2 separate regions of the Mus musculus genome follow, and region 2 is linked to region 1. Evidence: chromatin loops called from intact Hi-C (ENCODE). Cell type or tissue: left cerebral cortex. All regions are shown on one strand.

The links. Hi-C counts contacts between places; a loop is a spot of excess contacts. Peaks named below come from ENCODE experiments on the same cell type or tissue, not always from the same donor. Only the 100,000 strongest peaks of a DNase experiment are listed, where the experiment ranks them.
Region 2: a loop joins it to region 1, with 5 times the contacts of the local background. A loop is called at or near these places in 4 of 42 quality-filtered maps.

What each region holds. Positions count from the first base shown.
Region 1 is chr10:6,974,165-6,982,164 of GRCm38, forward strand. It overlaps Ipcef1 (interaction protein for cytohesin exchange factors 1), which reads right to left and starts at 6,301. Exons shown (of 9, transcript NM_001170800.1): 1 at 6,083-6,301; 2 at 5,350-5,519. The coding sequence starts at 5,508. It also overlaps a transcript of Oprm1 not described here. In left cerebral cortex, a CTCF peak has its summit at 3,869 (motif pointing left); DNase peaks (open chromatin) are centred at 2,223, 3,237, 3,871, 4,681 and 5 more places; H3K4me3 peaks cover 3,240 bases; H3K27ac peaks cover 2,703 bases.
Region 2 is chr10:6,882,427-6,890,426 of GRCm38, forward strand. It overlaps Ipcef1 (interaction protein for cytohesin exchange factors 1), which reads right to left. Exons shown (of 9, transcript NM_001170800.1): 9 at 3,939-8,000. It also overlaps a transcript of Oprm1 not described here. Among named protein-coding and RNA genes, the nearest start is that of Ipcef1, 94 kb to the right of the region's middle. In left cerebral cortex, a CTCF peak has its summit at 3,198 (motif pointing right); a DNase peak (open chromatin) is centred at 3,229.

The DNA of each region.
Region 1 (8,000 bases):
ATGAAAAGAACACTTTTCAACCTATGACAATTTCACTAAGACATTTCCAAACATGTATGCTAAAAGAACATCATGCATGAAAGGTATAGGACCAAAGGCAGAGACGATGCCTTCTTTCCAAGAAGAAACCAACCCACTTTTTGTTGTTCTTTAGCTGAAAGAACAGCTCTCCATATTTGCCAATCAATCAAGATAGTTCTCTTATCGAGAAATTCTGGCTTTCAAGTAAGATTTCCTTGGAAGGGCTAATTTTTCTCTACCAACTTATTCAAACTTGACTTGAAAAGATGCTCAGGAAACTGCTTCCAAGAAGAGCACCTTCCATATCTAAGCCCCTCTGAGAGCCACACACTTTGTTCAAGTGCAGCTAGTGAGGATGACAGATTGGACAGGGTTACCACAGTGCACTGACATGCAACCATGCTGACAATGAGGAAGAGCCAGGGCCACATTTGTACAGACAGGTAGGAACCTCAAAGGACTGAGAACTCTCCACGGTGGGTACTAAGCCAGACACTGTCCTGCACAAGGCATGGGTGGACCAAAAATTTCCATGAAGCAGGGCCAGGTGGTTTACCCAGAAGCCCCATCGCTTTTCTGAACTATTGCTGCCCAAATGACATCAATATTGCTTAATTTATTTAAAAAAAATCAAGTTTCTAGTAATTTGAAAAGTAATGGACAGTACAAAAAATAATAATAATAATAAACCAACTATGCAGCCAAGGATGAGCTGATAGAAAATTCTACATAATTCCTTTTTCAATTTTCATGTTATTTTCCCAGACACTAAAACATGGAGATCAGTCTTATTTTAGCCTGAACTGCTTTGTCTCATATCCAAGGACTCTCCATACGGTGTCTCCATCAATGTGCTTCATTCCTGACTCTCATTACAAGTACCCCAGTACTTGCTGAAAGAATCCACATCTGAATGCTTACGTTTTCTGACTAACTCCTAACCAGGTTTCCAACAATGCCCTCCTTCCCAATTAACTGCTGCTAAGCTCAAGTTTCCACATGCCAGTTTCTCTGCCAGCCTGAGACTCTTCTTTAACCCCCTCCTTCCCAGTGGCCCTACCTATTTGTAAACAGTGTAAACAGTCTGACTTCCGTATTTGCTGGGCCCGGGTCACCTGTCCATTACACACTCTACAGGAAAAAACTCAGCTTTGACTTCGGAATTTCTCAGAGTTGAAGCCAGCTCTGCCAGTTACTTCCTAGGAAGCTCTGAGCCAGTTCCTTTAGCTCTTAGCTTTCTGTAAACTCACTTGGTAGTAGTAAAATTGATGATAAGTGGTTGTTATGGAAATTAGAGGTAATGTCTACAGTAAGAGCTTGGTGCAGCTTATATACACTATCTCACCTTTGTTCACATTAGACCTCATACGCAGATGCTTACCCTGCCCCAATTGTCTACTCCCAAAAGATCCAAAGAAATATTAAACAAGGATGGGAAGAATCGTGTGAGACCCATTGCTCCGTGGGGGTCCTTTCTAGCAAGCCCTCAATTGAATCATATTTTTAAGAGTAGAAATGGAAATGCCATTCCTGCCAAGAAAAATACTTGAACGAGATCTCACCTCTCAGAATCTTTTAGTAAGTGTCAGTGACTCCTCATTCCTGTTTACTTGAGAAATCAACAGATCTCAATCAAGTACTTATTTAATGCCAGACACAAAAGTACTAAAGACACAAATCCATGGTCTTGCTATGTAGCTATAATGATCAATTATGAACGACAGGAATTGGATACAATCAAAATATTATAAAATAATATAAATGTAAGAAGACAGAATAGCTAAGTTTAGGTCTATGGTAAGTCTACATAGAAGACATGGAATCAAATTAAAGTGTGGTTCTTATGAAGAAGGAAGGCTTGCTGGAACTGGGCAGGAGGAAAGGCTCCCAGGAGCAGAGCCTTTCTGAGCAGGGAATCTATAAAGACAAAGGTGTACATAGAACCAGAACACATCAGTAGAAATCAAAGGTTCCATAGCTAGCCTTGGGTTAGGATATGGAGTTTGGAGAAGGAAGAAAAAGGTACCCATTAAGATGATACCCAAAAGTGGGTTTGAACTTTATACTAAGGGCTTGGGAAAAGTGAGAGTATAGAGTTTAATTCCAGGTTTTTCACTAGCTGAGATTTTTTGTGGCTATTAAACTTATTCACTGTGCCATAAGAAGTGGCATGCAGTTACATGTGCTCTGACGCATTCCAAGCCAACAAAATGCTATGTGAGAAATGAGTAATGGCCTTTTCTAAAAAAGTCTGGGTAGTGGTGTTGGGAGAAGCAATGTGAGCAGAAAGAGGTAAGACCCTCACTGATTGCTGGGTACCAACAACAGAAAGGCAGGGTGGGGAGGGTGACAAAGTCCCTGGGAAATAATGACAGCAACAGGGATGAGCAAAGGGATCTGACCGGGTAGTTTGTACACTCACAGCAGAACTGCCACTTGTGCAGGTGATCTCTTGGTCCCCCTTCGGAAATGAGATCATATGATATCACTTATCCTGGTCCCCAGAAAAATTTAGTGTGGCATATCATAATCAGGGACCAAAGGGGCCAAGACAGGAAGCAGGTTTTATTCACTCCTTTCATGTATGACTTCAGCAGTTTATACTAGGTCTTAATCTTTTAAAGTATGCCTCTGAGGTCTGAGACTTTCTGTCTATATCCCTGTCTGTCTCTATCTCCCTCTGTCTCTCTGTCCCTGTCTCTCTGTCTATGCCTCTTATTATCTATTTATGTCTATCTCTATCTCTTATCTCTCTCTGTCTATCTCTGTCTCTATCTAATCTTTCTCTGTGTCTTTGTCTCTGTCTATGTCTCTGCCTAACTCTATCCCTATATCTGTCTATCTCTGTTTTTGTCTCTCTCTGTTTTTAATCTCTGTCTGTTTCTTCTCTACCTATCTCTATCTATCTCTGTCTGTCTGTCTGTCTGTCTGTCTGTCTCCATCTCTGTCTCCCTCCAGAGATTGTGCCCTGGACCTCATGCATGCTAGGCAAGCACTCTACCACCGATGTATATCCTCAGACTTTTATATTTCTTTTTCATTTTGAGACAGTGATTTACTAAATTGACAAGACTATCTTTGAACTCACTCTGTAGACCAGGCAGGCCTTTGTACTTGCAATCCTGCTGCCTCAGCCTCCTGAGTAGCTAAGACTATAATCCTGTGCCAACATACCCAGCTAAAGATTGTTTTGAAGAATAGATAAGAGCCTGCATTTAAAATACCTAGAACATCCATCCCTTGGCATATGGGAGATGTTCCCTGGGATAGATCATCATACTATATACAAAGTCACAAAGAATAGAGTCACAAAGTCCTCTAAGAAGAATAAGGAACAGACTGCTAATTAAATCTTAATTGAGGTCTACCCATAACAAATACACAATTGAGATGTCAGGAATGACTGCAGCAAAGAGAGAAAGCAAAACAACATGAGAAGTCCTCCACAGAAAACTCTTTCTTCTGTACACCATTTATAATCCTCTATCTCCCTGGGCAATTAACAGCAAGCTGATTCTCAGGCTAATGCTACTAATTTAATGACACTAAAGTACATGACCAGTATCCCAAAGCTTACTTTCTGCATCTAATGAAAACACACAGGGATGGGGAACCCACAGGCATCTAAGACTCCATCTTCTTCCCCCTCCCTAGTCTAAGCCAACATGGCTGCTCCATACAGAAGAGTGAGATTCCTGATGTCTAAGATTAGGGATGTCTGAAACCTAAAAGTAACCTGCTCTACTCTCCTAAGAGAAACAGAAGCTGAAGAAGCCAAATGAGCCAAGTGGTAATTGTGTGGGTCCAGAGAGGACGTTTTCACATTCTACTAAGACAGGGATGGTGCCATCTGGCGGAAAGATGGGAGAGATATGCTAAATGGCCTGTTTATCTCTGAGCCCTGTTATGTCCCATAGATGCAGCAGTTCCAATACCCAACTATCCCACAGACTCAAGAAATCCCCCAGTGCTATGTATAGGGTAACTGAGATCAGCTTGTCTTAAGGAGCATCTAGGTGACAGTCACTCCATGATAACTACCCAAAATGCCATAGCTTAGAATAATAGGAAATAGAAGCTGGAGAGATGACTCAGTAGATAAAAATGCTTGTGGCCAAGGTAGACCACTTGAGTTAAATCCCAGGGACCTATGCTATAGAAACAATTCCTTATTGTAAGTTGTCCTGTGACTTCCACACATGAGTGATGACACACATATACCCAAACACACACACACACACACACACACACACACACACACATACAATCAATCAATAATAAATAAATAAATAAATAAATAAATAATTCAAAAATTAAAAATAAAATAATAGAAAACATAAAATATTTATGTTAACCTTAATTTCACTTAAGAAGGAAGTTGTATTTGTTTGGAAATCTACCCAGTCCTGGGTTGGCTTCATTTAGCACTGGTCCCTTAAATGGTTTAACAGAGCGTCTCTATGGGTATTTCTTCTACAACAAAGGGACCCCAGTTCTCTCAAGATCTGCAATGGATTCCCATTCACCAGAGTCAGTGACAGATCCACCAGCAAAGCTCTTCCACAACACTAACATTCCTCTCAGAATGTCTCTAGAGGCAAAGGACAATACAATAACTTCATTTCCAGCTCTTTTTCTACAGCCAAACCATGAAGCTCACCCCAGTAGCGTGTGCCCATCAAAGGATAAATTCAGCAACTATCTCAGTGAATGTTGCCCTCTACAATGCTTGGACACCAATGTCACCATGGAACAATGTCACCAGTCCCTCCACAAGGCTGGCATACAGGTTAGCCATCCCAAACCAACCCATCTCAGGAGAAGAGAAGGTAGTGGATAAAGGATGGAGATCACTCCCTGAACTGATGGATTAATATCCTCAATAGAGGGCAAAGCTGAGTCCCTTTTTAATAGACCTTAGCAATGCAACCTCCCCCACCACCACCACACACACACACACACACACACACACACACACACACACACACACACACACACACACAAATGATATCCAGACAGATCCTGAAACTATTAGGATCTCACAAAATAATAAAATCAGGGGAACCCGAGGGCTCTTTCCTTAAGCAAGGATATATTTAGGGCCCCTTTTCTTCCTCTCCAATCAGAATAATGAAGCCAGATGGCTTCTCCCGAACAGCACAGCTCATTAACCTACATGGTTCCTGGGGCAGAAATGAGTCCCCTAACAAATCTGCTAGCTTGCTCTGTTCCAACTCGCAGAGAATCCCTTCCGCATGGGCATCCTCCGGCCAGCACTCTGGAAGCCACGCTTTGGTAAAGGGGCTAGGGCAGGAGGAGGTCACTCACCATTTGATTGCTATACCAATACAGCGATGAGCCCTTCAGCACCACCCAGAACTTTTTCCATTTGTTGCTTAGAAAAGTTCCCTTTTCCTTTTTCTTGTACAGCCAACCCTGGCAGTCAGCGTGGCCCAGATCTTTACAGGATATCCTTCTCCGACTCATGTTGAAAAACCCTGCAAGAGTTGCATGGACAGGTGAGTGTGACCCGGACTCAGGTGACAAAATAAAAGGCAAGGTTTAGCTTTTTGCACGGCGAGGATTAGACGTTTTCATTCATGCAAAGTGAATATTTTTTTAAAAATCATGTATCTGTTCTATTTTTAAACCTCCATTCCGTGCCTAGAAAACCCGGGCAAAGACACTTATATGCAAGTATGGGTCTAAGAACCTGAGTTAAAGAGAGTAAGTTGAAAACGTTAGACTCAGGGGCTGGAAGCCACATTGTGGTAGACACGCCGGTTCTTCCCACAATAACAGAGGCAGTTATGCAATAGGAACGGAAGGGTTAAAGCCCACCTAGGAACACGGTGACTTCCCGGACTCAGTGCCAGCTTCTCAAAAAAAAAAAAAAAAAAAATTAATCTGGCACCCATCTCCTGATATTAAGATTCAGACAGTCAAGAATCTGATCCCCCCACCCCAACCCACCCCAAGGAGGCATCCAGGAGAGAGAGAGAGAAAAAAAATCACACTAACGGACAAGAAAGGAATAAAGGAACAAAAGGAATCGAATTACCTTGAGTTTTCTTCCTGGGCTTCTGACGCAAGGGAACCTGCTGGAAATGCAGGAAGGAAAGAAAAGAGAAAATTTCTGATTGTGTTGTAACATTTGTAAAGAGAGAGGGAGGGAGGGGGTGGCAGTGTTTATGAGCGGGGTGGATTCTAAAAAAGAAAAAAAGCCTCTCCAAGCAGAGCTCAAGGGAAGCTACCAGCTGAGGCACAAAATGTGCTAATTAGAATCGATATACATTGAGCCGAACCTGGGAAAAAGAGTAACAGGCATGTATGCACCGCTTCCTGTTTCCTCCCACAAGCAGCTCTTGCTACTGCTTAGGTTAGCATGGCACAGGCTTTGTTGAAGTTTGAAAACATCATGAAATACATTTCAAGAAACAATTATCTTTTCTTTCTCCCCTTAGTTTCTAAATCATATCAACTATTTTAAGTAAAACTGGAGAATAATTGTTTCCATCTCAAGCTATTAAATGCTCACATCACACTAACTTCGTGGTCTTGCTAATATGCAGGAAAAATTATTTATCTCTTCTTGGACTCTTCAGAGACTCTAAAGCCCCTCGATTGAGAATTTCTTATTTGCAGCCTAATATACATATCTCATTCTATCTTTATCTCTGAATATTTCTCACATGTCTTATAGAAGATAAATATTCAAATATTCAAATCAGACATGAGGATTTATACAAAATACACACATTTCTCACAGCACATTTTCATCAAGTCATATGAAATCAGATTCCAAAAAACACTGGGAATCCCAAAGGAAAAAATATGCTTGCAAATGCCTCTCCTGCTGTGTCTGTCTGTCTGTCTGTGTACATGTATGTATACAAACATTAGACAGAATTTTAGCTTTAGAAAACTTCATTTTTCTTCCACGGCATCTATGCTAAAATCCTTCAGGTTTAAATAGATTTCATTTATGTTAACAAGCAGAGATTTTTTTTTAATTTTTAAGCATTCAATTAAAATGTTCTAAAAGTTGGTAGGTAACTTCATGAAATGTATGGTTCTCTGGCTGCATCTGGCTAGAAGTCCACATATCTAACTACTGATGGATGGCAGCTGTGGCTCTGCCATATGTTTACAAGGGAATAGAACCTATACTGAAAATAGGAATTTTTTTAAAGCAACAGGCCAAGATTTAACAAGGAAAATTCACTCAATATTACCCAAGGAAAAGTCACTCTAAGCCCATAAATATGTATGTATGTATGTAAGTATGTATGCATGTGTGTATATATGTATGTAAGTTTGTATGTGTGTATATGTATGTAAGTACGTATGTGTGTATGTATGTATGCATGTATGTAAGTGTGTATGTATGTATGTAAGTTTGTATGTATGTAAGTATGTATGTATGCATGTATTTAAGTGTGTATGTATTTATGTAAGTTTGTATGTGTGTGTATGTATGTATGTATGTAAGTATGTATGTGTGTATGTATGTATGCATGTATGTAAGTGTGTATTATGTATGTAAGCATGTATGTATGTATGTATGTGTGTATGTATGTATGATTTCTAATCCCATAAGTCTCAAGCATATCTGCCAAGATTTATTTGTGAAAATATTCTGATAACTAAAAATCCTGTTCCTGTAAATAACCACATATCAATGCATCATGGAGTGTACAAAGATAAGCAAACACTTAATAAGCAAAACCCATCATCTTAGAGTAAGGATGACTCCCATTTCCCTCAGCAGGGAGGTTGGAGTTGAGGTTAAATTGTTTTTCTTCATGGATACAAGACCAGGGAAACCCTGAGTTGGCTTTGTTTTGTTTTGTTTTAGAAACATCCTTTCTTCCCTTGGATCATTGATTGATCTCTTTGAGGGCAATTTTTAAACAGATTCAACATGTGTCAGTCATGGCCTGCTAATCAAGTCTAAACACACTGTCCTGTTAAGGAGC
Region 2 (8,000 bases), 92 kb before region 1:
TCTTGCATATGGGGAGTAACTTGCCCTGAGATTTCTAACTCTATGTAGTAAATAGTAATGCCTGATTTCTTTCACTATCTCTCTTACAATACTAGAGGCAAATCTGAATGTCACTGAATAGGCAACATTCTTACTGAATTCAAAGCCCATGGTCAGCTCAAGGACTGCCTAGGACTGGTGAGGAATGTAACTTAGCTATATGTCAAAATCAATCCTTAGAGGCACTTATAATAAAGCAATATTAAGGGAAAGCACACAGATCTGTTTACCGACTAAAGCAAGAACATTGGATCATTCGTTATACAGGATGCCATGGTTCCAGGAGACTAAGTTTCCGTGAACTTTCCACCTCAGGACCGCATCCAGGCTTTTCGGCCTGTCAGGCAGGTCACTACTGGAGTGGATGTAGCAGTCAAAGTGTTTGATAACCCTTTTTAGATTTTTTAAAACACTAAGCCTACAGTATGGAATGTGCCTGGTTCCCATAGGCAGATACACACTGTATGTTTCATTTCCTTACCATCCCGTGGGTGCTTATCCTAAGCATATTGTATGGACTACCATGTGTGGACCAGTCACAATGTAAGCCTTTGAACAGTTGTACTGACTTAGGCACAGTAAGAAGGAAGAACTCATCCACAGGTGAGTTTCTACATGTCCTACATGTCACTTATAACCAGGCTAAAACACTGCCAAGATAAATAATATACCTTGTTGGAACTCACGTGCTTTTGTTCTTTTGTTACATGCAGACAAGGCTTTGCAGCTGTAGTAGTTTTCAGCCTCAGCTAGCATGTACATTCTTGGGGACATGCATGGTAGCCTCTACCTCTGCTGCCGAGGCTTCTCTCTGTTCATGATCATAATGCACAATCCCCAAGGCAGTCGTCTCCTTCTGAGCCCTTGAGTGCTCAGTGCTTCTCCAGAAATGCACACCATCTTATGGATAGTAAAATGTAAACACAGGGATTAGGTCCTTATATATGGCTATGCTGCCAGAGCTTCATCCTCAGGTGTCTCCCTGTAGAACTCCATGTCCCTTGGGCCATGCTTTCTCCACACAGAATGGATGGTCAGTTGTGGTACATAAGGCATGCCTTCCCCAGGCTGGGAGCTTTTCTTCTACCACTGACTTACAAAGTCACCCATAGGTAAGGCTATAAGACAATACTCATCCATCATATAGTGAACCAACCATTAACAAATTAAGCTTAAGCATTTTTGTCCTCTGCCAAACAATGAGAAATGGCCCCATGAGATGCATGTGGGCCGACTTAGAGGTGAGTGTGCTGGAGTGGAAATTGACAGAGATGTTGGGGTCACCTTTTCAGTTTCCTTGCGCCCCCTTAGGTACTACACTGGCTGGATTGATGTCAAGTTGACACAAGCTAGAATCATCAGGGATAAGGAGCCTCAGGTGAGGAGATGCCTCCATGACATCCAGTTATAAGGCATTTTCTCAATTAGCAATCAGTGGTGAAGGGCCCAGTCCATTGTGGGTGGTGCCACCCCGGGCTAGTGTCACAAGTTCTTTAAGAAAGCAGGACATGCATGCTATGGGGAGCACGCCAGTAAGAAGCACCCTCCCATGACCTCTGCAACAGCCCTTGCCTCCAGGTTCCTGCCTTCTTTGAGTTCCTGTCCTGACTTCCTTCAATGATAAGTAGTGATATGGAACTGTAAGCAGAATAAACTCTTTCTTCCCCAACTTGCTTCTTATGGTCGTGGTGGTTCATCACAGCAATAGAAACCCTAACTAAGACAGGTATTTAAACCAATATTGAATGTATCATTTCCACTTTATAATGGAGTGCTTCTGAGCTACCTCAAATGGCTGTCTAGTAGTACCTACATCTTGAGAGTTAGTTCTGGCTACAAAGTTACCTGTGCCCCTGACTGGACACTCTGCCGGGGTTAAATGGCATGCCAGAAGCATTTTTTACCCACTCTTTCTTGATGTTGTGGCCTCACTCAGAGCCTTTGGAATCTGTACTATGGATCTTGTATTAAGATTGATTTCCAGTGAATCCATGCTGTGGCCTTCTGTACTGTGTACATCTCTCCTAGTGTAAGATGTGACACATGCACAGCTTGCTCCTGCCACACAACTCATTCTTGTCCAAAAGTAGAATACTTTCACATCATGTAAGGAAGTCAGAAAACTCTTCCATATAGATCTGCTGCCTTGAAAGCTTCTACAGGCCTCACCAAGCACAATGCATGCTTCTTGCTGGCAGAAAAGCAAGGCACAGTCACTGTCCCTTTACTTTTGAGTGATAGATCCTGACTTGCCCCACCCCCTGAACCTAAATACTTAGCTCTCATTCTCTGAAGTCATGTATCTAATCTTATTCTTTATATCATCAGCCTGATGACTAGAGTTCCTTATCTCGGCATACCTTATTATACTGGCAATTTCTTGATCAAGACTACAATTGGTGATAGCCTTGACCCTGGCCACTGTTTCCAAACTAGTTGCCATTACACTAATTCTGGCTCTTGCTTAGATTGTTAAGTGTGGCCTTCTGGCCTTTGCCACTATTCTAGGATACTATCATCCACATTGTTACTAACCAATGCAGATTCTTTATGTTCTTTAACATTCGTCTGTATTATAAGACTGGTGCTCACTTGAGAAAATACATCCAGATACAGCACTCCCTTGTGTCTATGTCCGTTTATCACCTTTTTTATCACCAACTCCATGCCCATCTATCTGGAACCCTAATTTCCCATGGATTGAGAGAGACTGACTGGGGCCAGTCCGTGGCAGGTTCTAACTCTTTTTTTCTTTTTTTGTTTTGTTTTGGTTTGGTTTTTGAGACAGGGTTTCTCTGTGTAACCCTGGCTGTCCTGGAACTTACTCTGTAGACCAGACTGGCCTCTCAGAAATCCACCTGTCTCTGTCTCCCAAGTGCTGGGAATAAAGGTGTGTGCCACCACTGTCCAGCTTGGTTCTAACTCTTAATCTGCATTTCAAAAAAAATAATTCTCTAAACAATGTAGGTAACCAATAATGTTAATGAAATAGACAAGTCAAATTTTGCAGACCTTTGACACATTTTAAAATAATCATGTTATTTTACAGTAAGTCTGTAAAATGAGAGACATTGAGAAAGACCACAAAGGTTAGTGTAGAAATAAGTCCCAGTATAAAGTTATCTTTTAAAAATCACAATTCTGAAATCTGTTATCTTCATTTTGACCACCAGAGGGCGAAATAATCCTTGTTGAAGATCAAAAACTCAGCTACAGGTTAGTGTTTTCATACTGTTTTGTGGGTGGTGGTTTGTCTGGTTTGGGGTTGTTTATTTTAGTCTTCAAGGAGGAAGAAATAATGGAAGGCAGAAAATGAACACAAGTAGTGTATTTTTTTTCCATACCATTTTACTAGACAGTTTGCATTTCATCTTTATCTTACAAGTCATCCTGGGGAACAGGGAACAGGGGAAATGAGGCATGCCTCGGTTTTCAGTTTCCTCAAAACAGAGAGATGACAATAACCAAAAGCACAATGACAGATAAGGTATCAACCCCACAGTAACATCTTGCCCCATACCATACATTGTTGAACCCCATCCCCATCATGCAACAGCAGAACATGTGTGACTTAAACCATGGTTTCTATTACAGGGTGTTAAATGTCTCCATGGGGCATGCTTCCCTTTGGACTAAAGCTAAAGAGACATCAATACAGAGCAACTAAGTTTCTTTACAACGAAGGAAATGGAGAAGTTTCTTTTTAAATGCAGGGTCTGATTTCCTGTGCTCCATGTGATATGGTGTGATTGAGAAGGTTTTTTTCCTGTGAATGGAACATCCCTTTGACCCATCCATTTCACAGAGATTAGAAAATCTAATTTGAGGGGAATTTACTATTATGGATGACAAAACCTTAAGCTGGCAGTAACCTACATCTTGGATTGAATTTCTTTTGTGGGTAAGTATACAGAAATGTTTGATGGAAAAGAGATTGGAAATCTTCTTTGTGTATCCTATTCTGTTAGTGGGAAGCAGAACTACATTCTAAACCTGCATTTGGGCTGAGTACCGCTTCAATATAATGTGACATTTGAACAGTCACTCTTTGTACCTAGATCATTTGTATCGCTGTTCCAAAATATTGTCTTTCTCTTTTTACAAGCAGCCTGTGTCCGTAAAGTTAAATATGGCTTACATCGGCAGAGTACCTCTCCTCAAAAGACTGAAAACTATTTTTCTTTTCCTTTGTTCCCTCTGTGTGACTATGTGGTCTGAACCCTCCCTGAGGGAATGAGCCTCATCACAAATCCGTGGCTCATTTCTAATCCCTAAGTCTCTGATACCTGACAGGACAGTTCGCATCTCAAAAGGAAAAATTAGAAAAATGAGCATTTTCCAGCTCTTTAAAAGACTTGTATCCTTTAGCTTTAAAGTCCTCACAGTGCTAACATAGTGTGTTTTATAGAACGGACTAAAAGAAACAACAATCAGGCCAAGCTCCAGTTCTCAGAAAACCCAGTGGCAAGGCAGCGGGACCTTTCGGGAGACACTGCTCACAGCAGTGCCTCTGGGGGTTCAGCAGAAGCCGCAGGAGCCAGGTGTGCAGAACCCAGAGTAATAGACACAGGGGCCAAGTCAGACCATTTGATCCCCCAGCAGGCTAAGCGGAGACAAGCATTCCTCCTCTGCAGAGGGGCTGACAGACCTGAAATTCAAACTCAGATTCCGGCTGTACCACTTGGGGCTTTGAGCCAGGCATTTCATTACACCCATAGTTCACAATCATCCCGATTAGCCTATGGGGTGGTAGGACGCAGGGAAGGGGGTTTGGAACATACAGTTAGCAAACTTCAAAGAGCTATGCAAATATAAGGCATGGGTTCACACTGAAAATATGACTCCAAACCTGACCTCTTTCTTGGCCTGTTGGAATCCTGCAACTGTTCGCTCCAGCATCTTTCTGGGACTCTGAATTTAACCTCAGATTAAAGCGATAGGGAAAGCTAAGAACTCTTATAAATGACAGACATCTTGCAAACAACAGAAAAACGTGCGACATATGTGTGTTAGCAACTTCTCAACTAGTGAGGGTCCTCTGCCAGGCTCTCATCTGGGTCTTCAGATCAGAAAGAAAGAGTCCTCCTTCAGCCCTGCCTCCCCAAAAGTCCCCAGAGAAGCCTCATCCTTAACCAGTGCCATGGGTTCTAAAAGATTCGTGCTCAAAGATCCACCACCAGTGTCCTGAGATGGGTGCTCTGGTACATTCCAGAGGCACAGTCAAGAGTCTCCCCTGGGCTCACACTACCTATAGTCCATTTCCCAGCCATTAACTAGGAGAGATCTATAGTTCCCAAATCTCTTGAACCAGAGAAGAGACTTGAGGCCAAGGGATAGCTCCTCATGGTTTCTCTTCACTGAGGGTCTCTAGAAGTGTCGCTCTCTCTGTCCTCACCCAGAAGTGTCACTCACTCTCCTGCTCACCTCGTCTGTCCTCACCCTACTCTTAGGATCACAGCTGAGGCTGGGTACCCACAGAAGCACCCCTACGCTGTGACTAAACTTAGCCCAGAGTGAAGAAGTATTAATTTACAGAACTGGGGAACAGAGAGTGGTTGGTTTGTGCCCAGGAGGTCAGGACACGGCTGAGACTGACTTGGGAACATTCAGCAGGCTGGTTCCACCAAAGCAGAAATGTCTGCTCTGACTTTCTTGAAGTTGCCTGGAAAATTAACCCTATGACTTGCTCAAGCAATCTCACGAACCAACTTTGCCTTTAGATCTGAATGTTCCTAAAGGAGTTTACATTCAAAGGTCAGTTAAATACCTATGAGTGGAAAGCCAACGTAAAACATTTAAATATAGCAATCAGCCCTCATAAAAAGTGTTTGGGGCTTCCACTTGGGGGAGGATGGAGGTCTGTAAAGTGGAGTTGCTAATAAAAGACATGAGTGGATATTTTCTCCCAGGCTAAGGTTGTTCCAATGCTAATTTGCCTCCCCCCAATGCTTCCTTTCACTGTGAACCCCAAAACATTGCCCTCTGAACAGCTACTAGCCACAGGAGGAAATGGAATCAGTCCTGATAGGCATTAGCATCTCCAACTGCATGGATCCATGGAGGGCCCTGCAGGGCCTCTCAGCTCATCCCCAGGCTTCGTCTCGCCACTTGATGAGTCTGCTTCTCTCTCTCTGCTTCTCTCTGCTTCTCTCTGCTTCTTTCTGCTTCTCTCTGCCTCTCTCTGCTTCTCTCTGCTTCTCTTTTTGCTGCTTCTTTACTTTTCCCTCCTAAGGCAAGGACTGGTTTTCATTTCAGTGTACAAAAAAAGTCTTGGTGAAGTACAGGGAAATAATAAACAATTCTTTCTATTCACCTTATAGATATAGATCAGGTGGCTATTTCTATTTGAGTTTGCCGAGCCACCTGGGATGTTATGATATGAATATATACGTCAACAATTTTCAAAGGGCACGTGAGACACACATAGGTCCTCAGTGAATTAAGGTTATGATTTAGAAGTTGTCATTATGATTAATATATTGTTTTTCCTTGAGATCTCTTTAATGACAAACTTTAATTTTTATTAGTATATAATTAGGAATCATATTGTTTATATTTTATTTGGCTCAATAGTTTGTGAGATGTGTTTCTTTGGGTCTACAACTCATGGCAACTAAATATCATAAAGCTTAACCTTTGTGAATAGAAGAGCTAACCTAAGGAGCTAGTTAAGAAAATGATGTGTAACAGGCATTGAAATGTAAGATCTCTGGAGCTGAGGGTGGGGTTGTAATGGAAAGAAAGCATTCAGAAAATTAGTAATTATTAATACATGCTCCCGTGGTTTTCTCTCGAGATTTCCTGAGCATTCTTTATATATCATAGTGCAATACAATACCAGTAAGTCACTACTATACCTATTTTTCTCAAGCAAAAATGATATGCTTCTAGACATATATATATATATATATATACACACACACATATATATGTATAGTCTATATATCAACACATAATAGTACACTTTCTTTTAGAACACTATAATTTGCATTTCTATAAATATATTTAAATAAGAAACATAGATCACTGTTCAGATCTCACACCATTTGACACATAAACATACAAAAATAAAATGATCCCATTTTGCTGGTCCGGGTACTTCTCCAAGTTAAGAACAACTCAGAAATAACCTTGAGAATTTGGATCCCAGGAAAACTGGACACGAATTCATGCTGGCTCTAGGCACCACAGGCAGGGGTAAACTTAATATAACATTCCTTACAGTGGGTATTAATATCCTACCACTGTTCAGAGAAGCTGGGGGTGGGGGGGAACGACATCTCCAAAGGTCATGTGATAGTTTGTCTCCTAGACATTGTGAGGAAGAGGCATATTAATCACATCCCCTGCCCTACGTAAAGCATGAACTTATGAAGCTGACCTCTGAGTAGAACAGGAAAAATGCCTCCTCCTTGGGCTATCCATTCTCTGCCCCCACCATGCTCTACTCTGCAAATAAGTGCTCAGCAAATAGAACATCAACATTAAGAAGAGCCTTGTGTTCCACAAATGCCAACATGCGTCCAGTTCCAGTAGCTAATAAGGAAGAAATTCCTCCACTCACAACGTTTTGCAGAACTTGGCTGCCCACCAAAGGGAGTTCTTCATGCTTCTTTTGCAAAACAAAATAACATGAATTATTATCCCTGGTAAAATTGAGCCTTTTGTCTATGGCAGGTTGTAATTCTCTTGAAAACAAAAAGAGGGGTTTCACCCATTTCACATCCCACCTAAAGCCTATTATTCCAGCCAGCTCCCAGTAGAAGCACAGACGATATGCCTGCTCAGATGAACTCCATCACTTCATTCTAGTATTGAGGAAGGCAACATCTGGGCGCCAGGACTCCCACTGCATCAAAACTGGCTTCACCTCAGTTGCATCCTTGCGGGGAATGGATGATGTCTCAGGAACTGGGTTTGGGATTTCCTTGTAAGCAGAATGAATGCCCTTGGCAGCATCC